Regions from separate parts of the Mus musculus genome. Here all the other regions are linked to region 1. Evidence: chromatin loops called from intact Hi-C (ENCODE). Cell type or tissue: left cerebral cortex. All regions are shown on one strand.

The links. Peaks named below come from ENCODE experiments on the same cell type or tissue, not always from the same donor. Only the 100,000 strongest peaks of a DNase experiment are listed, where the experiment ranks them.
Region 2: a loop joins it to region 1, with 4 times the contacts of the local background. A loop is called at or near these places in 15 of 42 quality-filtered maps.
Region 3: a loop joins it to region 1, with 4 times the contacts of the local background. A loop is called at or near these places in 10 of 42 quality-filtered maps.

The regions. Positions count from the first base shown.
Region 1 is chr6:141,565,183-141,570,182 of GRCm38, reverse strand. It overlaps Slco1c1 (solute carrier organic anion transporter family, member 1c1), which reads right to left. Exons shown (of 15, transcript NM_021471.3): 14 at 2,612-2,729; 15 at 6-877. The coding sequence ends at 655. Among named protein-coding and RNA genes, the nearest start is that of Slco1c1, 43 kb to the right of the region's middle. In left cerebral cortex, no CTCF peak of the experiment used is centred here; DNase peaks (open chromatin) are centred at 1,866 and 2,622.
Region 2 is chr6:141,493,809-141,498,808 of GRCm38, reverse strand. It overlaps Pde3a (phosphodiesterase 3A, cGMP inhibited), which reads right to left. Exons shown (of 16, transcript NM_018779.2): 16 at 1-157. Among named protein-coding and RNA genes, the nearest start is that of Slco1c1, 28 kb to the left of the region's middle. In left cerebral cortex, no CTCF peak of the experiment used is centred here; a DNase peak (open chromatin) is centred at 3,041; H3K27ac peaks cover 829 bases.
Region 3 is chr6:140,763,539-140,768,538 of GRCm38, reverse strand. Gm30215 (a long non-coding RNA gene) reads right to left here. Exons shown (of 10, transcript XR_003956541.1): 5 at 1,408-1,641. Among named protein-coding and RNA genes, the nearest start is that of Gm30215, 86 kb to the right of the region's middle. In left cerebral cortex, CTCF peaks have their summits at 147 and 2,021 (motif pointing left); a DNase peak (open chromatin) is centred at 2,004.

The sequences.
Region 1 (5,000 bases):
TTTGTGAATACAATTTATGTCTAAGTACAGAGTTACCTAATTCATGGAAATTTGGGAAGTGTTTGTTTAAAAATATTTTGATTCACTGAATTCGTAAGCAATAAAGTATGGTGACATGGTGACATGAATTGCAGTGTAACCATGGATACTTCCAAAATCACAATGAATTTATGTAAATTATAAAATTACATCTTATTATATGTAAACTAATGAACAGAAATTGTCTCAGAAGACAACCCCATCATGAATGTTTTTTTTCTGTATCAGTTCAAGGAGGAGCTAAATCTGAAAGATCTCCTTAGGAAATACTCAAAGTAGATTCTGGTCAAGTGACACAATGTACAGATGACATGTCATAATCAAACATAATAGACAGCCATCCCCAGGAACACATATCACATATCAATGGAGACAATATAGCATGAAGCAGAAATAAGAAAATAATTAAAAGGAATGTACAAGTTTAAAAGTTTTAAAATAAATTTAATTACATCCTTAGAGGTTTGTCATGTTATGCTTAGAGTCAAAAGCAAAGCAGGCATACCTTTGGAAGCAGAAAGGAATTGCACATTGAAGCCCTTTTGATTATGCTTTTATTCATTTACATGTATTGGATAAAATGACCCCATATTTGTTTGTTTCCATGATTTTTTTTTAAAGTCGTGTCTCCTTGCCTGGCCAGTACTTGGGCTGCAATCCACGATCCCTTGCAGCGCATGTCTCCTTTTTGATGCTTGAAGACATCCCTATTTTTTCTCTTGTGGTTATTAAGCTGCTGTGTTTCGAGACATATTTTTTCTTTAAAACAAAAAGTACAGCCATGCTTAGGAAGACAGACACCGTGCCCAGGAGCGTGGTTAATCCCAGGTATATGTGTCTAAAAGAGGAGAGAGTCTCGGTTATAATTATTGCAGCCACTCAACTTGAAAGCAAAGCAAAACAAAACATGAAGGTTCTAACAGTGTGAGGTTGATTGCTGAGAGACACAGACTTAATGGCCTGGTGGCTATGAATGCTGGTGACCTCCTGCCAGCAGAGGCAACTTCTTAGTTGTATTGTCATTCCTGGTTACTGCAAATGATATAATAGTTCCCACTTCCTCTTTAAAGATTCCCTGAAGTTGGATAGCCATCTTCCTGCTTGCTGAGGCAGTCCTATTTAGCCCATTGCTGTCCCAAGTAATAATTTTAAAAGAGCCTCTTTCACTTTCAAAGGTGTCAAGGTTTGACTAAGTCATGTGGTGACCCTGTCTCAAATATTTCTTCAATACACTCCAAGGAAAAGCTGTGGTAAGCAATTCAAAGAAGGGGTCAGGGTTGTTAGTGGGACAGAAAGGCCTGATAAAGAACTTAGTGTTCAGCTTCCCCTCTTACATACGGTCTCTGCATCACACAATGTCCACACTGCAGTGAGCACTTAGCCTTACCAAATGAGAGCAGAAACCAAATGTCACTCCCAGAACTGGCCCTGGCCTTGGACCAAACATCCTTCACACATAATATCAAAGCCTATTAAATCGATCTTATTTGAGATGGTCTGCCTAATTCACATGCAACTTACAGGCTCAAGACTCTCGGATTTTTTTTTTTCTTTTGGTTTTTGGAGGTTTTTTTTTTTCCCCCTCTGAAACAAAGTATTCAGCGTGTAAGTCTTTGAATAAAAGAAGTCCTGCTTTTAAGCCACTGGAGTATGGCTTTAAGCAGTGGGGAGATAAAGGTTTGATGAACGGAACTGAATGATACCGTAGTGAGAAAACCGTGCTCTCCACCTCAGACACGCTCACCCACACAGAGAAAGCTTTTTACTTTTGTGCATTTCAAGTACTGGGATAATTGAACATCAGCTTGGCAATAAGAGCCGGATGGATTGAGAGCCAAATCCAGATCTTGCCCAGGGGATTAGCGCTGACGCAAATGGTACAGTTTGGCTCAGTTTAAAAAAGAATAGAATTAAATAAACCCAGAATGTGACCTAAATTTAAATGCATCTGAGTTTCAGGAAATATTTTGCCATTTGTGTGCACACATTTTCAAACCTGTATTCTAGGATTTTTTAAAAATCATTTATTATATATGTATGCTCGTGTGTGTGTGTGTGTGTGTGTGTGTGTGTGTGTGTGTGTGTGTTATGAGCCAGGGTTGCTCACTCTGCAGCCTCAGTTTAGCCTAGAACATATTATATAGCCGAGGCTGACTTCAATTAAGCATTAACTAATTCTCTTTTAGTCCCCTGAATTCTGGGATTACAGGTGTGAGCCATTTTTTCCTGCTCATTTTCATCATTTTTAAAAAATGATTACTTGGGGCAGGGAGAAATTCAAAGTATAATGATACATATATGTGAAAGTGCCATAATAAAATACATTCATGAAACGCATTGCTAACTGTGCTAACTTTAAAAAGTCAGAACAAAATAAAATAATGATGAATTCAAAATGAAATTCAATGTCAACACTTGGCAATATTTTTTCATGTAAAATAGAATTGTTCACAGTTTTTTGGTTGATTTACCTCATAAACATGGAAAGTACACAGGGAATTTTAAGCTTCAGGATGTGGCAGAAAATGAGCTGTAGGAGCACAGAGCTACATGAGTGTGCTTGGCACTGTACCTGAAAGCGTGGGAGTCATACAGCCTGCAGGAGCCTCTGCTTCCACATTTCTTAAATCCCCATTTGAGGCATGAAGTGTCAATCAAAACACCAAAGTACACAGGGGCTGGGATTCCTGCTGTAAGAAACATAAATGATCGCTTCTAAGTTTTTGGCCATAAGAAGTGACCCAGAACCACTTACCTTGAGCTCAGGAATCACTGATTAGGTAGTGAAAACCCACAATTCTTCACTGAGACCTCTTTCTATGGCTCAGAGTTTGGTCACAAGCTCAGGACCCATGCAGTAACTGTCAGTGGTTTAGGTCTAGATGCATGTCTCCTGGAAATTCACACTCAATGTGAACACAACTTCTCCCTCACCAAGTGGCCAAGGCAATGAACCTGGATGCCACCTCTGAGCCCTTCTCATTTTAAAACCCAAGCCATAAAATCTCTTCCTTAGGTATATATCCTCCTCTCTCTGCTTCTGCTCTGATGTAAATCTGAAGGAGGGTGTGTGTACAGCTCACTGGTAGAGAATTTGTCTAGCATACATCCAAGCCCAGGGTTTAATTCCTAGACACCCCACCCTAATAAAAGCAATAGCCAAGGGTTCTTTTTTGCCAATTCCCTTAACTCTCTCTACTCTATTTACTAAGCAAATAACCACACAGATAATTGCCCAAGGTATTCCAAGACCAAACATGACATGTCTGGCCTCATCTGAAGTCATATTAATTGTCTTATGTTTCAGATACCTGCTTCCCTGAACTTTTTTCAGTGATTAACATGCTCCACCCTCTTGCCGAACGCCCCGAGTAGCTTTCTTTATCTGAAGCTGATTTCATCTTCTTGCCTCCTCCTTTTGAATGTGCACATACCCTTTGCATCTCAGTTGAAATGGTTCCCTTCAGAAAGAGCCATTCCAATGACCTAAAACTGCATTCATTCTGCTCAGCAGCCTACAACTTTCCTCCCTTCCACAAACCCTTAGTGGCCTTTGATTGTGTGTTCTCAGAAAACCAAGCTATGCAACCACAGGATAGGCACAGGATGGTTGGCTGTCTTACTCATTATACTTCGCAATAACTGATCCTTCTTAGGGACAGAAGATAAATTCTCATCATCAACTTTCAACAAAAGTCCTCTGGAAGGATTAAAATGTGTTCACAACTTCACTTCTATTTTGTACGTTGCAAACAGATGGTATTAAAATCTGGTTTGCACAGGGCTGTTTGTTTGTTTGTTTTGGTGTTTGTTTGTTTGTTTTCCTTTGAGTAGCCAAAATTTTTACAGCTAATAAAGGTGAGTTTATTTTGGCTCACAGTTCAGGGTATTTGAATCAGCCATGGTGGGGAAAGTGTGTCTATGCAGTAGGGGCATGTTTGGTAAATAGATAAAAGCAGAAAGCAGAGAAAACTCAGGCTACAAGTTGCCAAGTTGTAGACTTCAACTCCTCCACTGCAGCCCAATTAGAGATCTCTTCCTGCTAGGACCCACCTTCTAAAGGTACCCCAATTTTCTATATGTGACACCATCTTGGGATCTGACAAACAGATAGAGCACACTTCATATTTAAACCACAAAACCACAGCATATAGTAATAAGAAAATAATTTATTCTTCCTAAAGCCATCCTAATGTGTATATGACGCCATCAAGACAAACAGTCCTTTGATAACAAGTAAGAATTATTTTTTAAAATATTGCTTGCTTAAAATTCCACTGAACTTTTGGCCTGAGCGTGGTCATACATACCTTTAATCCCAGCACGTGGGAAACAAAGGCAGGCAGATTTTGTGAATTCAAGGCCAGCATGACCTACAGAGTGATTTCAGTATAGCTAAGTCTACACAGAGAAAAATTGTTTCAAGGAAGAAAATCCACTAATGTTTTATAAATAGTCAGTATATAATTGATTTAATATAGAATCATTTACAGTCATTTCAGCTTCAGGTAAAACATATACCAGAAATGGAATAATGACTTCACATCATCTCACAGGTCACTTATTAGTGAGAAATGACCTTTATTGTGGAGATGGCTATGACCCTCGATTTTACCAAGAGACCATTGTCCAGGGATGGTCTACACTAAAGTCAGGTCTGCCTGACAGAATGGGCAAACTGACACAGTTCACTTGTACAGTTTATTACCTGCTTATCAAAAGCAATCAGGTAAATGAAAAAGAAGGACCATTCATAAGATGATCACACTTGCCTAACTAGAATAAGGAAGGATTGTTAAATGCTGGAAAGGGTAGCTAGCTGTTAAATACAAGGGCTTATTTCCTTCAAGAATAGAAAAATGACTGATGTCTTTCTTTTTACCAGGAAGTTTTACATGAATGAGGTCTAACAAACTGGTGATCTTTTTGCTAATCTATGGAACCAGTCTTCCTAAATAACC
Region 2 (5,000 bases), 71 kb after region 1:
TCTGAGGGATGCTGCAGAGGGACCTGGTCCAGGGACTGGTTCTCTGTGCCTGATAAACACTGTTCCTCTTCAATCACTTTCTTCCACATCATGTGGTTCTGCAGAAGGTGCTGAGTTATTTGGCAGTAGATTCTCCTTCTTTTGAAACTTTTCTTTCCTGAAAAATATAAATCATCAGACCTACTTGTGAGCTACCTATATGAAGGTTATTGTTTTTCATATTATAAATAGAAATTAAATGTCAAAGAGACATCTATCTGTCTGTCTTTCTGTTTGCCTATCTCAGTTGCTTTAGTGCAGTTTTCAAGAATGGGGGAAAGAAGGAACATGACAATAAGCTATTACCGAGGGATACATGTTAATAATATTTCATATTTAGTAATATCCATACTAGGTTCTACTTGCATTTTTTTTTGTTAAGACTATTTGGGGTGTGTGGAGTATAAGTACACCTATATGTGCCTGTAGAGAGACCAGAGGTTTGCATCACAAGCCTTTCAGTGTTCAGAATGCTAACCCTTATATCATGAACCTCCACAATACAAGCCTTTTTCTGTCACTTTCCACCTCCATCCCCATTGAACTTGGAGCTTGCTAATGGCCATGGAATGTGCCAAGTGTGCTAGATCTTTTGAGGCCCACATACAGACACCTTTGTAGAAGGGCTAGTGAGTATTTAGCCAGTTTTATGATAAGAGGACTCAGAAATTCCTTGCACAAAAGAATAAGATCTATTGTTAAAATTGCAGAAAAGAAGAATTCGATTGAATTATTTTGAATTATTTTTGAACCACATAGAAACAAAAATATTAAATTCAATAAATGCTGGGAGACAGTAACATAGGCACAGAGTGATAAGACAGAATTTAAATTCTTTTTTTTTTTACTATAGTTATCATTTGTTCATGAGGTAAATTCATCAATCAATATTGGCCAATTGGCAAGCACTTTCATGGTTTTATGTACTTTAAACAAAGATCAATTAGCCTCAGAGTTTTCTTTCAAGGTGCTCACACTTCGTACATGCAGGAGACAGAAACTGAGGAAGGATGCTGTTTTTGGGAAGAAGTAGCATGTGTGACAGTCAGCAGTATGGTTAGTGGGAATTTTCAACTTCAAAGAACCTTGAATCACCTGCAAGATTGGCCTTTGGGCATTTCTGCAGCGGTGGGTGGGGTGGGACGCCTCACCCACTATGGGTGGCACTATTCCCTAGGTAGGGGTCTTAGAATGCATATGAGAGGAGACAGTGAGTGGAGCAGTAGCATGCAAGCAGTGACTCATTGTTCTCTAGTTCCTGGCTCTGGATGCAATGTGACCAGCTCTCTATAGATCTTGACACTGTGACTTTCTCACAATGATGAGATGTAACCTGGAATTGTGAGATAAAATAGCGTTTCTCCCTGAGTCATTTTGGTCAGAGTATTTTATAACAGCAATAAAAATGTAACCAAGATACTATTGCTCTTAGCTTGACTGAATTGTAAGCGCAGGGACGCACCCTAACTCCTACCTCCAGATCCTGGTCTCCCTCCTCTCAGAACTTTCACTTTAGAAAGCCTCTGATTGGAAATCAGTTCTCTGATCCTTTGCAATATAGATAATATAGATAAATGTTCTAGCCTGGGGACCATCCCTTTGCAAGGTGATCATAGAGAGAAAAATGGTGATGTGACCATATATCCAATGTTCACATTAGATCTATAATTCTTTACTCCTAAAATGCTGTTAGAAATCTAATGTTAAATGGCCTTAAGGAAAGAAAAGAGCATGAAAAGATGCAAGGAAGGAAGAAGTTGCGGCCCATTCTCCATTACCAGGAAGGGAGGGAAGGAGGGAGGGAAGGAGGGAGGGAAGGAGGGAGGGAGGAGTGCGGCCCTAGCAGGCCAGGAGCTTCTAGGCGATTTTCTGTTCTCAACCACCCATTTCTTAGTTTCTGTGCTGAGATTATAAATGCTAAGCCTCACCACCACCATCTTTTCACATATTGGATTCTGGGATCAGTCTTATGTAGGGAACTTTTATGTGCTAGGCTATCCTAGTCCTAATTTGGTTCTTTTAATTGGTTTATTTGATAAAGGTGGCCTAGCCTGGCTTGCTGCCAGAGCACAGGCAATAACTCTGACAACAAGCTACTTCCTCAAAACAACAACAACAATCACTTAAATACGTCATGGCTAATATTGCTAACTTGACATGACCTAGGATCAGCAGAAAGGGCAAAGCTCTGGGCGTGTCAGTGAGGGAGCTTCCAGGTAGGAAAAATCCCTCCTAACTGTGGATGGTGCCATCCTGTGGGTGGGGGTCCCAGACTGAATAAAAAGGAGGAAGCTGGCAGGTTGGTGTCCTTGAGTTGATTTTTGTTAAGCACTTTTTGAAGGAATGGGGGCAGGGAGAAAAGTAACACAATATCCTACCTCAGTAAAGAAAGTACACGAGCATACTTTACTTTTAAAAGTAAAGGAAAATTATTTTCCTGGCCAAGCTCTCTACGCCAGTTTTGTTGTAACTGTCATGAATGTAAATGACTTGTTTGTATATGTGCGTGTGTATGGAAGCCCACTTGAGTGCGTGTATGGGCAGAGCCTGCAGAAGCAAGAAGAGGGCACTGCATTTCCTGAAACTGGGGTTACAAACAGTGCTTGCATTGTGGGTGCTGGGAACTGAACTTCGAAAGAACCTTAAATGCCATTTTTTTAGCCCCAGAATAGACTTTTTACTCAGAAGTTGGTTTGAATCACAGTAGTAGGAAACCCTCTACTGCTCACGGTGTGAGCACATTTTCAGGGAAGAAGATAACAAAAGCCCCATTTCCCCCCTTTTTCCCTTTCGAGGGGCAGGCCCCAGGAGAGCAGCTGTTCTCTGATGGCTGTTAAACATTAGCAATAAACCTCTCTGGAATTATGCTGAACCAAGTGACGTAGAAGAAAGTTTGTACCAAATAAATTTGCGTAGATTAGAATCTGCAGGTGGTCTGAAACTAGCCAGCGCTGGGAGCCAAATTATTCAGCACTGGAACCTTTTGAAAGGAGAACAAAGCGCCTTTCGTGGTGCAGACTCCAAGCACAGCTTAGTACTTCATTAGAAACCTCTTAGCTCGCCCCAGGAACCTTTCAGATTTAATTATGAGGTGGGATAAAAGCCCCCTCCCTCTGGACATCACACTGCAGCATTTTATTCTGTTTCCAGGGAGACCTCCAAGTTTTGCAAACTGCACAACTCACTCACCAGTGTCTATTTAATATTCCCCACCCCCACCCCCCACCCCCCCACCCCCGCCCCTGAAATCTAAGAACAGGCTAAATCAAAGTAAACATCCCGGCCATTATGAATTCTGTAATGAAAATTACAAAGACTTCAAAAGCAAGGGAGTAAAAAATGAAGAAACCTGGGTGCCTTCGCTGATTCTACCACCATGTCATGTTGCTTATGGTTGGCTGTCAATCTTATTTTCTCCTTTATTAAAATGAGGAAGTGCCTCACTAAATGTTATGACTCTGTTCTGTGGCTAGTGTTTAAGTCTGCTAATATCACTCCACTTTTATCATTTTGGAGGCCACAAAGGTGCTTCAGAGTCAGAATTTTGGGAGCTCAAGAAATGGACCAGTGGGTAAAGTGCTTTCTGCGCCAGTACAAGGACCTCGGCTTGATCTCCAGCATCCATGTGAAAGGATGAGCACACATCTTGTGACATGCCTCTGCAATCACAGATCTGGGGAGGTGGAAGCGGGTGGGTCTCTGGAGCTCACTGGCTACCAAGCCTAGCCAAATAAATGAACTTCAAGTTCGCAAGGAAAACCCTACCTCAAAAACTATAAGTGGACATTAACCCCTGGCCTCCACATGCACCTGTACCTTCATGCACACACATGTTCCTATACATATGCATACATGCATATACACTCAAACATGTACACCAACAGATCATACTTTTAAAGCTACAGTATCTGATTGTTGTGGCAGAGATGTTTTAAATTTCAGGGTATGGGGGCTAGTTAATTACTGAAAGCCATGTGTAACTGAATCCATAGAACTCTCAATGGATGCTCTACTAGACTTGACTAAAACAGAAAGAGCAAGGGAACAACCTATCAGTGTGGAGGTTAACATGCTAGTCCAGTATTTGGACAAAGCATTCTCCACTCAAGCTTAGATGAGCAAGCTAAGCCTGCTAAATAATGGTCTTGGAATAAATCCTTCAATTCCCCATGCCTGGGTATGTACACTACTAATGTCTTTGAGTTTAAATGGCAATCCATGAAGACTCTCATCAGAGGCTCAGTTGACAAACCTCTTTTATTATATTCCAGGGGCAAACTTCTCTTCATAAGCATAGCAGCAGGCTGACTGCTTGAATTGGAAATAAAGCAAAAGAGAAAAACTAAAAGATGAATAAATAACTCTTGAATCTCAAATCTCAGGCTCTAGGTCTGAATCCCAAAATCAATAATTTCCTTTTATAAACATCAGAGAAATAGGTTGGCAACAGAGTATCAGAGAGAAACCAAATTTTCATTTTCCCTGATTCAATTCAAAAGCTAATAGACTGGGGAGTGGCTCAGTGGGTAAGCACTTGCTGTGCCTTGGATCCATCATCCACTTGAAGCTGATTTTGTACCACAGCATCTATATTCTCAGTGTTCCTATCAATAGCAGGAGGTGGAGAGAGGAGAAACTGTGGAAGCTCACCAGCCACCTAGCCTGCCTTAGGCATCCATAAAAAGAGACTGTGTTAAACAAAAGTCTAATGCCATTTCAGGGGTTGTAGGTTTTACCAATTGTATTATTAGTCACTGTGTTTTGTTGTAAGGGATCCAGGGCAGTGTATCATGCCTTTGCATGATGGGCTCTTAGTTTTACAGTCACTTGAGTCACTTGGATTACTGGTTGCATGATAGGCCCAAAGCCAGTTATCAGATGCAATGGTGTATTGGTGAGTTGTCATTATTAGCTTGCTATAACTCAGGATCACTGGAGATGAAAGTTCAGCTGAGGAACTG
Region 3 (5,000 bases), 800 kb after region 1:
CATCTCTCCAGCAATCCGACCCTTTGAAGCCAAGGTAAAATGAGATTTTAGGATAAGTGTATAAAAATCTCTCTTCAGAAGCCTCTGTCGCTCTGGCACAGGTCCACAGACAGGGGAACTGGGGTGGGGGTAGCTTGAGTGTGCTCTATAGCTCCCCCAACAGGAAGGAGCCAACGAGGTTCGGGGCGGGGACAGGAAGTTCCTATGACTCTATGGAGCTCCAGCCTCTGCAGTTGGCTCTGCAAATCCACAAAATATGCAATTCAAGGACACATCAATATCACATAAAATTCACCCGAGGCCCTTATAGAGAAACGCACGTTGTCTCTGCCCCTCTCCCACACCCCCTCCCATGGTCAGCCTCTGCAGGGCTCTCTCTCTCTCTCTCTCTCTCTCTCTCTCTCTCTCTCTCTCTCTCTCCCTCTCTCTCTCTCTCTCTCTGTTATGGGCTACAAAAGCAGACAGACATCGGGTTATGCTACACTGGACCGTAAGGATAGCTAGGCTTCTGAGGTTAGAAGTTAGGGGCTGTGATCTCAAGAACATGATAGAGGGCTAGAGAAGACAGCTGCAGCACCTAAAAAACAGCAGAGCTTCTGTGACAATGGCTGGGTCCCTACACAGCCTGGGGAATTGGGTCAGCGCCCTATAGAGGAAGAGAATGGAAACAGGGGTGGGGGTGGCCGGAGTGGGGTGGAGGAGGCATCTTCACTTGGACCTCACGAACTTAAGCACCAGTCTCTTCTCGGCATCAACTGGAAGGGAGAACAGAGGCTCTTTTCCAGTTCTGGTTCATTTCCTTCCCTCTGAGAGAGGCAAAGAAGTTGTCCTGATAGAAACGGCTTGATTTTGAATACTCTGCTAACCAGGCAAATGCAAGCATCCCTTCCATTTGATCTTAACAGTGAAGAAATTAGACGCCTTTGTTTTCACCTGCCATACCGAAAACCTTGCAATTCTTTGACTGTAGCCAAAAGGGCTTCTTATAATCCCCTTGCTTTAAGCTAAATAGACATCCTATTCTAGTTCCCGTATTCTCTGTGGTGACATCCTGTTCTAGCCCCTCCCCCACCCCCATTCTTCTCCGAGTTCCCTGACCACACAATGTCTAGAGCAAAAGAGCTGACAACATGGAAACCCAGTTTTACTTAGCTAGCTCAGCACTTTGACATTTTACACCTGCAATGTATGTTCGTTTTGATTAAATTAAATCAAATTAAAGTTGTACATACCCCTCCTTCAATGACCAATTTCTAAGAGAAAATATCTTTATTACAACTTTTTGCCTAATTTGGGCACCGTGAGTCATTGCTAGACCAATTAGCTTTTTTGTATATAGAGCTTATGAAGTAAACCAAAAATAGACAAAACATTATGATGTCTCTACAGAAGTCAAAGCTTTCTCACCTTCCAGGTCAGCGGCAAGAATGACAGAAGGGTCATGGGGCTTAGAAGGGTGTAACTGCTTCCTGCTGAAGAGGGTGGATTGTATTGTCTACTTTTCAGTGATTGCAGGTTAGATATCAGCTTCGACCGTGGTTTAAAGCCCGAAGATCTTCCTTGATTTCCTTGCCTGAAACTTCCTGACTTCAGCCAGATCACGAAGGTTCCAGATTTTGATTCTGAGATAATGGTGAATCTCTAAGAACAAAGAAAGGAAGGGACATTGTTTCTGTTCTATTGTCCGCGCAGCTGCGTTTATCAGGTTAAGACGCACAGATCATAAACGAAGGAGAAAAGACTGATACGATTTAGAATTCACATTTGCTAGGAGAGCATTTTCTCATCCATACGGATCGTAACCATTTCACATATGAACACATCATTGAAGAAATTGTCTATAGAATGGTTCTGTCCATTTATCCACGTTCTCACTAAGAGAAAAAAAAAACATGTTGTTTTGCTATAAAACTGTATCTGAATACAAATAGGGAAATACAGTCCTCAGAGGTTTCTGAACCCTTGCGAACTCGTCACGGACACACTGTTTTCTATGAGCACAAAGGTAAGATCGCCACCTTCTGGCTAGGTGCTCTAATAGCATCTTCTCATTGTGAAATTTCTAGTAACTTCCAAAATTTGAGTCTATACCGTTTTGATGAAGACTTTGAAGATTTCAGTCACTTGACGTCCAGTTTAAGTGGAAAAAGTCTCTTGTCTAAATGCTAAAAACACACAAAACATTACTCTAAAGATGTATTTGTTCTTCACACTACTGTTGCAGGAAATATTTTAAAATGCACCATCCCACACTATACCCAGCTACTCTGCCCATGTCTCTCCACCTCTAGCCTAGCCATGATGCAGTCTTCCCAGCTCTGGTTTATCTGCCTCAGAGCTGCCTGTACCTTCTCAGCCATCCACCCCCTGCGGCTAGTTGTCACAAATCCCCTTAGCCCAGTAAATCAAAACTCTAGAAGCTTAGAATTAGTCAGTCAGATTTATATATCAGTAAATTCTCAATTCACAAGATGCCCACACAGCAATTTCAGAGCCAACTGATAATGATACAAGCTGCCCACCTAGATTAGACAAGTTATCCCAATTATTCTATCCTTTTATGATATATTCATGGCTACCTGTGGCTATTTAACGCCACACTGAATCTAGAGCATCTTCCTCTTCCTCCGTTTTCCTTCCTTCTCTCTCCTCCTTGTCCTCTCTCTCTCTCCTCTCCTCCTTCTCCACCAAACTTTTCAGCTCCACCTTCCCTTCCACTGCCCAGTCACCGGCCCTAGCCTTTATTTTACCAGGTGGGGAGCAGGTTTACAAGAAGTCACTGGTGATACAACCATCATCCGCAGCCCCTCCTGGGGAAGCAGAATTAGCATCAAAATACAAACAGCACCAGGACTATCCACAACACACCACAACAGTGAAGGTGTCAAAAGCCAAAGGTATTTTCTCTAAGTGTTCCTTAAGAAGCTAAGGACAATGGAGATGATTCACTGTGTAAAATACTTGTTGGGCCAACATGATGGCCTGAGCTTGGGTCTCCAGCACCTACAAAAGTCTTGGTATGGCAGAGTAGACATGTAATTCAAGCAGTGGGGAGGCAGAGACAGGCAAATGCATGGAGCTCATTGGCCAAACAGCCTAGTTAAAGAGAGCTCTAGTTTTGGAAGAAACCCTGCCTCTGATAATAAAGTAGACAGCAACTGAGAAAGACACTCCACTGACATCACTGACCCAGTCTTCGTCTGCGCATACACACAGGCAGATGCTGGCAGATGTGGGGCGTTTGTATTCTAAACATAGTGTCAATTATCAAATTTCCTTAGTTTAACAGTTGCAACCTGAGCGGCAACTCCACCAACAGGGATCAGTTGGTGAATTTAAAAACAAAGAAAAAGAAAGAACTTGGATGAAAAGTCCAACCCCAGATTCAAGCATAATTCTCCGCCCTAATCGGACTCCAACCAGCAGAGTTAAGTCCAGCCGAAACCATTTCCTGTGAGACTTCACAGGAGTCCTGTGACATCACCATTTCAGCCACCAGGAACACTTTGAGTTTCCTACTCCCCCGAAAAAACTCCTTCATACAAAACTCCCTTTTAAGGGCAATCTCCCTGTCTCTGGATTTGCCCAGAAAACGTATCACAAAAAAGCAGATTTTTTTTTTTAATTTACTTTCTTAGTCAATTAAATCTGAGGCAATTCCAGGACAACTCACTCCACTGGCAGAATGTTGCTCAGCATGATCCTACGGAGGTGTGGGAGACAAGTGGAATAATCTTATACAATCTTGTTTCTTTTTCCTATACTTTATTTATTAGCAGTTTACGTTTGCATGTGTAAAGGTGTCTATATCCCACACTCCACATCTGGAGGTCAGAGGACAGACTTACAGAGCCGGTCTGTCCTTCCTTCCACCTTGGGTTCTGGGGATGAACTCGGGTTGTTAGACCTATGCAGCTTGTGTTGTGACCACTGAGCAATCTCTTATGGTCCTCTGTTGTGGTTTCTTGGAAGGGGGTCTCACTCTACAGTCCTGGCTCACCAAGGACTCAGTCTGTAGCCCACAGTGTCTTTGAACTCACAGCCATCCTCCTGCCTCACACTCTCAAGTGCTGGGATTATAGATAGGCACATCACACCCAGATGTAATATCACTGCTATTTATGCAAAAGGTCACATAAAGTCCAGTTTGTAGAGAGTGTGTACCTAGAGAAACATAACTGCTCCAGAGAGATGAGTTTCAGTATTGCCAAGAAGCCAGGAAACAGCAGCACCATCCTTGGAGAGCTTGCTGACTCTTTGCCTAGTAAGACAATGAAAATATTATGACAGCTTGCTGAGTCTTGGCCTCAAAGGTATTATTTTCTCAGGAGATAATTCTGCAGAATTATATGGAAAAGTCAACCATTGAAATCGTAAGTCAGATAGCTGATGTGTTCTAAGTGAGCTCAGACATCAGCAGAGGCAAAGAATGTGTAGAAGAAAGCAGAGCTCTCCCCGGTCTTCTGCTCAAAGATGACATTGACCGTTGTTGCTTATGTGCGAATGTGAATACAAACAAGTAAGTTATACAGTAGGTTAGCCACTTTGTGTGCCAAAATACTAACAGCAAGGCTGTGACGCTGTCCCACAGCCACCAGAGTGCAGAGAACCACCAATCACGAGTTTCCACCAAGTTACTCACAACAATCAATGTGGAGGGCAAGAGGCCCTGTAAGCAAGCCACTCTGTCCTGGAGACACCACAAGTCATCTATGGTAAAAGGCACTCAGACCTAGGGCTAGTTCAGATTTGTGTTGTATCTCAGGTTAAAATACTGCCCACATATATCACTTCCTATTTTTTCAGGGCACTCTGGGCACACAGGCAGTTCTAAACTTGAGGTCATTCACTTGTTGTTCTACAGATAGGAAATAGCTCCTAGGTTCTCCATTAAAAAACTTTTTATACTGAGTCTAAAAACCCACAATACCCTCTTGAACAGATATTAGCAAATGTGGTGCTATGAACAATGGGGACCAAGATGCTGAGGTCTGCTAGAA